2 separate regions of the Homo sapiens genome follow, and region 1 is linked to region 2. A link is a contact called in ENCODE Hi-C data. All regions are on one chromosome and are shown on one strand. The core of a region is the stretch at or near the end of the contact, and the rest is flanking DNA. Distances in the headings are between cores, read along the strand shown.

What was found. Hi-C counts contacts between places; a loop is a spot of excess contacts on that map. Pooled maps may share reads with other maps.
Region 1: a loop to region 2 is called in a pooled map, with 4 times the contacts of the local background. The contact joins the enhancer-like site here to the promoter of SLC33A1 in region 2. A Hi-C loop is called at or near these places in 5 of 50 pooled maps.

What each region holds. Positions count from the first base shown.
Region 1 is chr3:157,126,912-157,131,566 of GRCh38, reverse strand. No RefSeq gene overlaps it. Among named protein-coding and RNA genes, the nearest start is that of LINC00880, 6.2 kb to the right of the region's middle. RefSeq lists enhancers at 2,940-3,149, 2,199-3,398. Within about 2 kb of position 2,031, at least 35 of the 41 ENCODE cell types and tissues checked have a DNase peak (open chromatin) inside an H3K27ac peak, as active enhancers do.
Region 2 is chr3:155,852,978-155,857,857 of GRCh38, reverse strand. It overlaps SLC33A1 (solute carrier family 33 member 1), which reads left to right and starts at 3,431. Exons shown (of 6, transcript NM_004733.4): 1 at 3,431-4,635. The coding sequence starts at 3,861. It overlaps LOC105374174 (a long non-coding RNA gene), which reads right to left and starts at 3,105. Exons shown (of 3, transcript XR_924607.4): 1 at 2,780-3,105. RefSeq lists enhancers at 2,844-3,403, 3,774-3,843.

The DNA.
Region 1 (4,655 bases), core at 782-3,281, 1.3 Mb before region 2:
CCCAACCACCCCCCCCAACAGAAAAAGAAAAGAAAAAAGTGAGGGGTTTGATATCAGAATCCCTGGGTTCAGGCTGTTGCTCCATCTGACCAGCATATGATCTCTCAGACCCCAAGTTCCTCGTCTGAAAACGAGGATAGTTCTGCTTCAGGGCTGTGGTGAGTGGAAGGTGAGATTGTGTCTGAGGAAGGAGATTGTAACGAGGAAACACGCAGTTATTGGTCACTTATTTTTCAACATGCAGGAGCTCTAATTTGCCTCCAGACAACCGGTTCTATCTCAGTAAAGAAAAAGATAGCTATTAAAGTGTTTTGTAATCTTGAGGGACCTGAAAAGATTTTAAAGAGCTGAGGAAGAGCGGCCAAGTGCTTTCTCACCTGTTCCTCATCCTGGCCCCATCATCTTGGGGACATATAGGACCTTTTAGGGGAGCCTCGGCAAGTGGCCACCGTCTGGCCTCGGGCAGGCCTCCCTGGCGCCGCCAGCAGCTGGGTAGTAGCCGGGAAGGGCGCCCTCAGTCCCACGCTCACCTTGGGTCTGGGCCCACATTAAGCACTTTTTTCTTCATGCGCCATTTCCTCCATCAAAAAGTATTAAAAATTATATTTTATGGATTTATTGATGAAAAGTAAAGGTATTCCAGTCTGGGTTAATTACTATATATTCATTATTATTAATTACTTTCATTATTTATTTTTCCTTACGATTTTAATAGCAAGGTAATTTCACAGCAATGAATGATGAGTCGCATTTTGGCCACAAGGGGGTAGCATGGGGTCACTAGATGCTCACGGGAAATTGGGTGGGGGGCGCCTGGTAAACAGTGGGAAAGACAGCAACAGCCACCACCTCTGACTCACAAAGGGCTCTTGCTTCTCACCGCGTTTCCTCAGAGAGTGTCGTGTTTGCTCCTCACCACATGAGACCCAGAAAGCCAGCGGGTGGGGCAGGAGTTATTGCCCCACTCAAGGGCCAGGAAAGGGAGGCTCCCCCTGGGAGGGTCAGTGTCATGCGGGGTCACACGGTGGCAGAGGCAGGCGAATTCCTGGCTCCTGCTGTAGTGCTCCTCCCTCGGAGCCCCAGACAACCCGGATACTCTAAGCAGATGGGACAGGGACCAAGAAGCAAAACCTCTCCTCATATTGTTGCCCAGCTCAGCCCTGCCATGAGCACCCCAAATCATCGCTGGAGAGCCCCGCAGACCCCAAAGCACTGCTCGACTTTCCACCTCTGGGCAGAAGAGACCCTACATTCCACGCGTGGGCCCTACCCCAGCCTCCCTCGGGGCCAAGCACGCCTTTGTTCGCTCTCTTCCTGACCACAGGCAGCACGAGCCTCTAGGTGGGAGAGACGAGACACTCGTTCCCCTCCCTTGGAAGCTGAGCAATCACATCAAAGGCATACAAAAGGCAATTCACTGTGCAAAGGGAACGGAAAGAAATAAGTGCTCTATGGGCTCTGAGCGCTCGGGAAGGAGGTACAGCAAAGAAGGAAAGGCCAGAAACAAAACCAAACAAAACACAAGGTATAAAATGATCCGATCTTGGGGAGGCGGTTTTCTACCTCCTGGGAGGAACACCCAGCGTGTTGCCTGGCTGAGTGTACTGGGCACATGAAGAACAATAGGCCTTTCTCTCCAGCAGCCGAGCACATGCCAGGAGAAAAGGAGCCCCTTCTTAGGAAGGCTAAGTCCGCGCAGGGGCAGGGCCAGTGTAGGAAGCTAGTTTATAACACAGATACTTGCATTGAGCCTCCTTCTGAAAAGGTGGGGGGCAGGGGGTGCATAAACCCATGTGAAAATAAAAAAAAGACTTTTCTTACTGGATGAGAGAAAAAAGATTGTTCAGTTTTTTAGGCGAAACATAAGATGCCAACTGACCCTGAAATAGATGTGTCAAAAGGCAACCTGGGGCGGTTTGTTCTTTTACAGGAAGCACCTTTGTGGCCCAGAAGGTGCCAAAAACATCCTGGGGATAAGCAGTCCTTAGCAAAGAGGGGCCAGGCCTGAGGTGGGGGAGGTGGCCTTACACGGAAGCCCTGGAGAAGTGAAACAGGTAGGTGGGGGCCCCTGGGTGCTTCGGGTGCTCCAGGGACAGAGGTGGCATCCACCCACTAAGCAGGGTCACTGGATAGGCAGGAATCCCTCCCCACTCACACGCAGAGTGACCCCAGTGCTGGTCTAGTTAGGCAGGCCCGACTGGAGGAGGAATGACAGGCCTGCCACACAGATGAGGAGTAGAGTCGCAGTTCATCGTTTCTGGCTCTCCTCCGTCCCACCCCTGACCCCTCCACGGGATTGGTGAGTGGAGGTGACAGTCTAGTCTAGATTGGGAAGAGAGAGACTGAGAAACCAGACCGAGAAAAGGAAGGGCGCCCTTGGCAGAATGCCTGGCATTCCTGAGGCTGTGGATTCTGTACCTTCCTGGGAGGAGGAGAGGCATGGCAGTCACAAGCCACGGCTATCCCCGGCAGAACCAGCCTGGCTGTGTTCAGGAACTCTGATAGAGGATGACTGACTTCAGAATTGAAGAGGGCTTTTAGGATGATCTGATCCTCTCCTGTTGGTACTAGAAGGGACTCTGGGGAAAACACAGTCAAACCCTGATGAGTCCCAAAGAGATGATGTGACTTGGTGAATGCTCCATTTCTGTCTGGTCAGAGGACAGAAGCAGGAAGCCCTGGTTTCCTGATTTATGGCTCAGAGCTCTTGCTGGTAGATGACACTACCTCAAAAATGGAAGGTAAAGGTAGCCTGGAGGAGTCCTGAGAGCTGGACCCATGGCGTTGAGGGGCAAAGTGAACCTTAATTTTAAAGTCAGACCAGAGACAGAGCTCAGCCATCCAAACAATGTGATTTATCAGAGTAGCTGGGGAAAAAAAAAACACAACCAGCCCGAGAAGTCACATGATAGGGAGGTTGGTGGGCAGGGCTTATGACATGGTGTCTCAGGTTCCTTTCATCTCCAGTGTTCTGAGACCTGCTCTTCTGAGAGTCTGAGGCTCCAGGGAGATCACAGGGAGTCGATGCTGACTCGAGAAGAGGGCTGTGAGAGCCTGGCCATGACTCAGTCCACTGGGGCTTCCCTGGACCACTCTGTTATCTCTGAGTTCGCAGCCACTTCTGTGATTCTGGCTGGCACAATTGCCCAAGGCCTTCAGTGGTGAGTCAGTAGAAAGGGACAGGATAACTCATTGCCCTGGTGGAGAGGCCTCTCACCCCAAGCCTCCCACCAGTGCCTTCCTCGTGCCTCTTTGTTCCTTGGAGAAAGCAAAGGGCTGCTTGCCTCACCCAGAGGTTTCCACAATTCAGCTGTCAGAGACTCCCTCTTGGCCCGGGGGTGGTGGAGGCCTGGCAGTGTGCATTAGAAGATCAGCTGGGGTTCTTGAGATAGCCAGATTTCTTCAAATGCTTATTTTGCCAAAAGATAAAAGGAGCAAAGGGCTTAGATTTGGAAGGGACTTTAGGGACAGCTAAGGCTATAATTTCACAGATGAAGAAACTGAAGTACTGGCAGATTGTGTACTTTCCCCAAGATTACACAGAGCCTCTTTCCTCTCCGTCACCATTATTCCTGGCTGACCCACAGGCAAGGGGGAGGGTGTTCTCTGAGAGGTGAATCACAGGCCCAGCTCATGCACCTGGGCCTCTTCTGTAATAGGCAGAGGACTGGTCCCCCAAAGACGTCCATTCCCCAATCTCTGAAACTTGTGAATATACAGTGTTACTCTATATAGCAAAAAGGACTTTGCAAATGTGATTAAGTATCTTGAGATGAAAAGATTATTCTGGATTATCTGGATTACTGGGGGAGTCCAATGTCATCACAAGGGTCCTTCTACGTGAAAGGAGGAGGCAGGGGAGCCAGGGTCAGAGAGGAATTTGAAGATGCTACCCTGCTGCTGGCGGGGAAGGGGCCATGAGCTGAGAAATGCAGGTGGCCTTTGGAAGCTGGAAAGTAAGGAAACAGATTCTGCCCTAGAGCCTCCAGAAGGAATGCAGCCCGGCCTACACCTTGATGTTAGCCCGGTGAAACCCATCCTGACCTGCCAAGCTTTGTTATGTGATTTGTTATAGCACCAATGGGAACCCATACATGTCCCTGCACCTCCCCACCCCACTGCTCTCTAGTTTGTGGTTTTAAAGAACATGCTTGAAAACTAAGTCATCCCCCTCCCCCTGATTTTTACTTAATGAGATATAAGAATAAATAATTTGAAAAACTACAGGAAAGACACTAAGTCCCTTTCATTCAATAATGAAACCTGTAGAAGATCGATCAAGTTGGACCCGGTTGGATACAAAAAGTAACCAACTTAATTCTCTTTCATTGCCATCTTTTTAAGCTCACTCTGTTGAATTATTCTTCAACTTTCCTGGATGAAATGCCAGGCATATTCCAAAGCTTTCCTGGTCGCTTTCAGGTTTTACTAAACATCTAATTTTTGGTCTGGGAAGTTCAGTCCAGTCTCCCATCAAAGCTTCAATGTCTCATCCAATATAAAGCTTTTTTTCTGCCCTAATTTGGGCCTGATGAGGCCCCAAGGCCTACAGAAATGAAGAGCAGGTGCTGGGGAGCAAGATGGTCAGTTTCCTAACTAGTTTCCCTCCTTATTCTTCCACTGCTCTGCCACTCACTCTGCTGCCTCTGGCTCCT
Region 2 (4,880 bases), core at 2,182-4,681:
CAGCAATTTGGGCATGGCTTAGCAACGAATACTTGTCTCTACTCTTTATTTAGCATTAGCAGGGGTGGCTCACCTTGGGGCTGGAGGATTCTCTTCTCACTGTGTTGCCCAGACTGGAGTGCAGTGGCACAGTCTTGGCTCACTGCAACCACCACCTCCCAGGTTCAAGCGATTCTCCTACCTCAGCCTCCCAAGTAGGTGGGATTACAGGCATTCACCACCACACCCAGATAATTTTTGTATTTTTAGTAGAGACAGGGTTTTACCATCTTGGCCACACTGGTCTTGAACTCCTGACCTCAAGTGATCCACCTGCCTTGGCCTCCCAAAGTGTTGAGATTACAGGCATAAGCCATTGCCCCTGGCCCACCTTATCACTTTAATAATGCATACACATTGAATTGGGGTAACATGAAAAACACTTTTCCTGATATTTGCCTCCAGTCATTTTTCCTATTGTTTGTAACTCTTGCCTGCATAGATCTAAAGATTTAACATTTGATAGGAAGATAATTGAACCACTAAAGGGGAATCATTCTTATATGTAGGGAGAAATCAATTATTTCCAAGAAGATTCCTTATTTAAAAACTGATGTGGCGGGACACGGTAGCACACACCTGTAGTCCCAGCTACTCAGGAGGCTGAGGCAGGAGAATCACTTGAACCCGGGAGGTGGAGGTTGCAGTGAGCCGAGATCACACTGTTGCACTCCAGCCTGGGCGACAGAGCGAAACTCCATCTCAAAAAAGAAAAAAAAAAAATGAAAAAAACTCAAAACTGATTTGGTATCTATACAATGGACTAATACTCTGTGATTTAAAAGAAAGACGGACATACATTGATACTGATATATTACCATCTTAAATGGATCTCAAGGACATTTTGGTGGATGAAAAAAAAAGTTGATCCCCAAAGTTGCATACTATATGATTCCACTTTTATAATATTCTTGAAAGGACGTAAGTATAGCCGTGGAGAACAAATTAGTGATTGCCAAAGAACAGGGAGGAGGACAGTGGACTGGTGCAACTATTAATATGTAGTACTATAAGGGATAGCACTATGAAAGGGTAACACAGGACACACACACACACACACAAGCTAGTGCATGTAAAAACTGGTGAAATTGGAATAAAGCCTGTGGTCTGGTTAACAATATTTTACAGATGTCAGTTTCCTGGTTTTAATATTGTACTATAATCACGTAAGAGGCAATGATCAGAGGAAGGTGGGTGAAGGGTATATGGGACTCTGCTATATTTGCAATTTCCTGTGAATCTATAATTATTTCAAATTAAAGAAGGGGAAAAAATCAAACACAAGACATACAAACTCATCAAGTATTTCCTTTTTTTTTGGAAAAAAAAAAAACACCTACTGATTGTGAATGGCTTTATTGGCTGCTTCCTTTAACTCCCACAACTCTCTGAAATAGATGTTATGAACTCTATTTTAATTTTCATCAAAATGGAGGCTTAGGTTAAGTAATCTGTCCAAGGCACAACTACTGTTAGAGCCAGGGTTTGAATCCAGCACAATATAAATCCCACTCATGGTTGTTTTGGTTTAATCTTGATTGGACTTAAATGACACCGTTCTTTTCTTTAACACCCAGACTGGAGTGCAATGGCATGATCTCGGCTCACTGCAACCTCCGCCTCCCGGGTTCAAACGATTCTCCAGCCCCAGCCTCCCGAGTATCTGGGACTACAGGCATGAGCCACCACACCCAGCTGATTTTTGTATTTTTAGTAGAGACAGGGTTTCACCATATTGGCCAGGCTTGTCTTGAACCCCTGACCTCAAGTGATCTGCCCGCCTCAGCCTCTCAAAGTGTTGGGATTACAGGTGTGAGCCACCGCGCCCGGCCAACACTGTTCTTTTCTGCAATCTATTCTTCTACTTAACAAAGATTAGAGGACTTTACAGTTGCCTTTTTTTTTTTTTTCCAGACGGAGTCTCACTCTGTCGCCAGGTTGGATTGCAGTGGCACGATCCCGGTTCACTGCAACCTCCGCCTCCCAGGTTCAAGCGAGTCTCCTGTCTCAGCCTCCCAAGTAGCTGGGGCTACAGGCGCGCGCCACCAGGCCGAGCTAATTTTTTGTATTTTTAGTAGAGACGGGGTTTCACCGTGTTGGCCAGGATGGTCTCAATCTCTTGACCTCGTGATCCACCCGCCTCGGCCTCCCAAAGTTCTGGGATTATAGGCGTGAGCCACTGTGCCTAGCCTGCCATTACGTTTGTAATCCCAGCACTTTGGGAGGCCGAGGCAGGCGGATCACGAGGTCAGGAGTTCGAGACCAGCCTGGCCAACATAGTGAAACCCCGTCTCTACTAAAAATACAAAAATTAGCCGGGCGTGGTGGCGCGTGCCTGTAGTCCCAGCTACTCGGGAGGCTGAGGCAGGAGAATCGCTTGAACCCGGGAGGTGGAGGCTGCAGCGAGCCGAGATGGCCCTACTGAACACCAGCCCAGGCGACAGTGTGAGATTCCTCTCAAAAGAAAAAAAAATAATAATCTTTCTGCCAGAGGTGAGAGAGCAGAAAAAAAATTAATCAGATTCTCAAATTCCTGTACGTCTCTTAGTAGAGACGGGTTTCTCCTTGTTGGTCAGGCTGATCTTGAACTCCCAATCTCAGGTGATCCGCCCGCCTCGGCCTTCCAAAGTGCTGGGATTACAGGCGTGAGCCACCGCGCCCGGCCACAAGACGTTTTATTGCAACATAAAAACAGGATGTAACGAGTCTTCCAATCACCAATGTAATTAGAGTTGGTTACCAAGTTTCCCCACGCGTCTTCCACCATGAGGGAGAAACGGACTGCAGACAAACCTAGCACCCCTTGAGCAGTTTAATTCGTACTATAAATATGTAGGCACCGTAAGGACGCGATTCTCCAGTTTGCCAGGCCTTTTTCTATCCTTTTGGGGGCACAAGGCGACCTTGCCTCCTGATTCAAAAACTTCGTAAACGTCAATCCTTCTACCCTTTTCTGGTCAGCCCACGAAAGCAGCAGCATGGCACAACTCCCAGCCTAGAGTTCGGGCACTGCCTGTCGTCAGCATAACGAAGAAACCTACACCCACGAAGACTTCAGACCCCACGTGATTACATCACTCAACCACCAGCGCTGGCCTGGAGGAACCCGCTGTCACGTGACCGCTCGTGCCCAATGACCGAGGCCCACGCTTTCCAGACCGCCACAGTCGCTGTCACAGGGCCTGAGTTTGGGCGGCGCCCCGCCCCGGCCGCACGGTGCGCCGGCGTTAATCCTCCCCGAAGGTTCCGGCAGCCAAGATTGCAGGTTCCCACCAAGCATTGTTTCCGAACTGGGCCACGAGAGCGTGTCCCTGATTGGCTTGCTCTGGAGGCTGGGAAGGGACCTGTTAGAGACTGGGACCACTTCCTGAAGCGCGAGGCAGGAAGTTATATGCTTTTTCTGGAGTCCTGTAGAGAAAGTGCTCTCTGCCGCATTGATAGCAGCGAGAGCTGGAGGTGTTGGGTCGGGAGACCAGCCGTTCGATCCCGCCGCAGGTAGGAGCTGGTTTCCATCCTGGCACCACGGCACACACCTCCAGCCTCGAGCCCGGCGCTGCTGCCCGGGGGTCTCCTTCAGGCTCTTTGACGCCGTTCCAGGGGGCACCTATCCAGGCATCCTCTGGGCCTCTAGCCAGAGGACTGGCTCCCGGCTTCAGCACTCCGGGCTGCAGTAAGAAGTGCCCTTATCGCTCTGAGCCCTGCCACCATCCCGTGAACCACCGAAACCCTGGTCCAGCGCGACAGCCTTGGACCTGGGACTGGACGGATCCAAAACGCTCAGCCTCGGCCCCCCACAGACGGGGCTCTGCATCGTCTCTGATATGTCACCCACCATCTCCCACAAGGACAGCAGCCGGCAACGGCGGCCAGGGAATTTCAGTCACTCTCTGGATATGAAGAGCGGTCCCCTGCCGCCAGGCGGTTGGGATGACAGTCATTTGGACTCAGCGGGCCGGGAAGGGGACAGAGAAGCTCTTCTGGGGGATACCGGCACTGGCGACTTCTTAAAAGCCCCACAGAGCTTCCGGGCCGAACTAAGCAGCATTTTGCTACTACTCTTTCTTTACGTGCTTCAGGGTATTCCCCTGGGCTTGGCGGGAAGCATCCCACTCATTTTGCAAAGCAAAAATGTTAGCTATACAGACCAAGCTTTCTTCAGTTTTGTCTTTTGGCCCTTCAGTCTCAAATTACTCTGGGCCCCGTTGGTTGATGCGGTCTACGTTAAGAACTTCGGTCGTCGCAAATCTTGGCTTGTCCCGACACAGTATATACTAGGACTCTTCATGATCTATTTATCCACTCAGGTGGACCGTTTGCTTGGGAATACCGATGACAGAACACCCGACGTGATTGCTCTCACTGTGGCGTTCTTTTTGTTTGAATTCTTGGCCGCCACTCAGGACATTGCCGTCGATGGTTGGGCGTTAACTATGTTATCCAGGGAAAATGTGGGTTATGCTTCTACTTGCAATTCGGTGGGCCAAACAGCGGGTTACTTTTTGGGCAATGTTTTGTTTTTGGCCCTTGAATCTGCCGACTTTTGTAACAAATATTTGCGGTTTCAGCCTCAACCCAGAGGAATCGTTACTCTTTCAGGTAGTGTATTTAAGCTATTATGGTGTTAGGTTTATTTATCCTTTTGAAAGAGTGTGTGACGTTGGAGGGAAGCTCATTAATTTACTGGAAATCATTGTATGGGAGATAACTCAAGGTAAGTTTTCTGTTTCGTCCAAATGAGCTTCTTTGAAATATTAAAGCCAAAATGAATGATATTAGAGCAATCAAATGATCACTATGCGGTTAACAGGGAGAGGCAACCCATCAAATAACACAACCGAGTC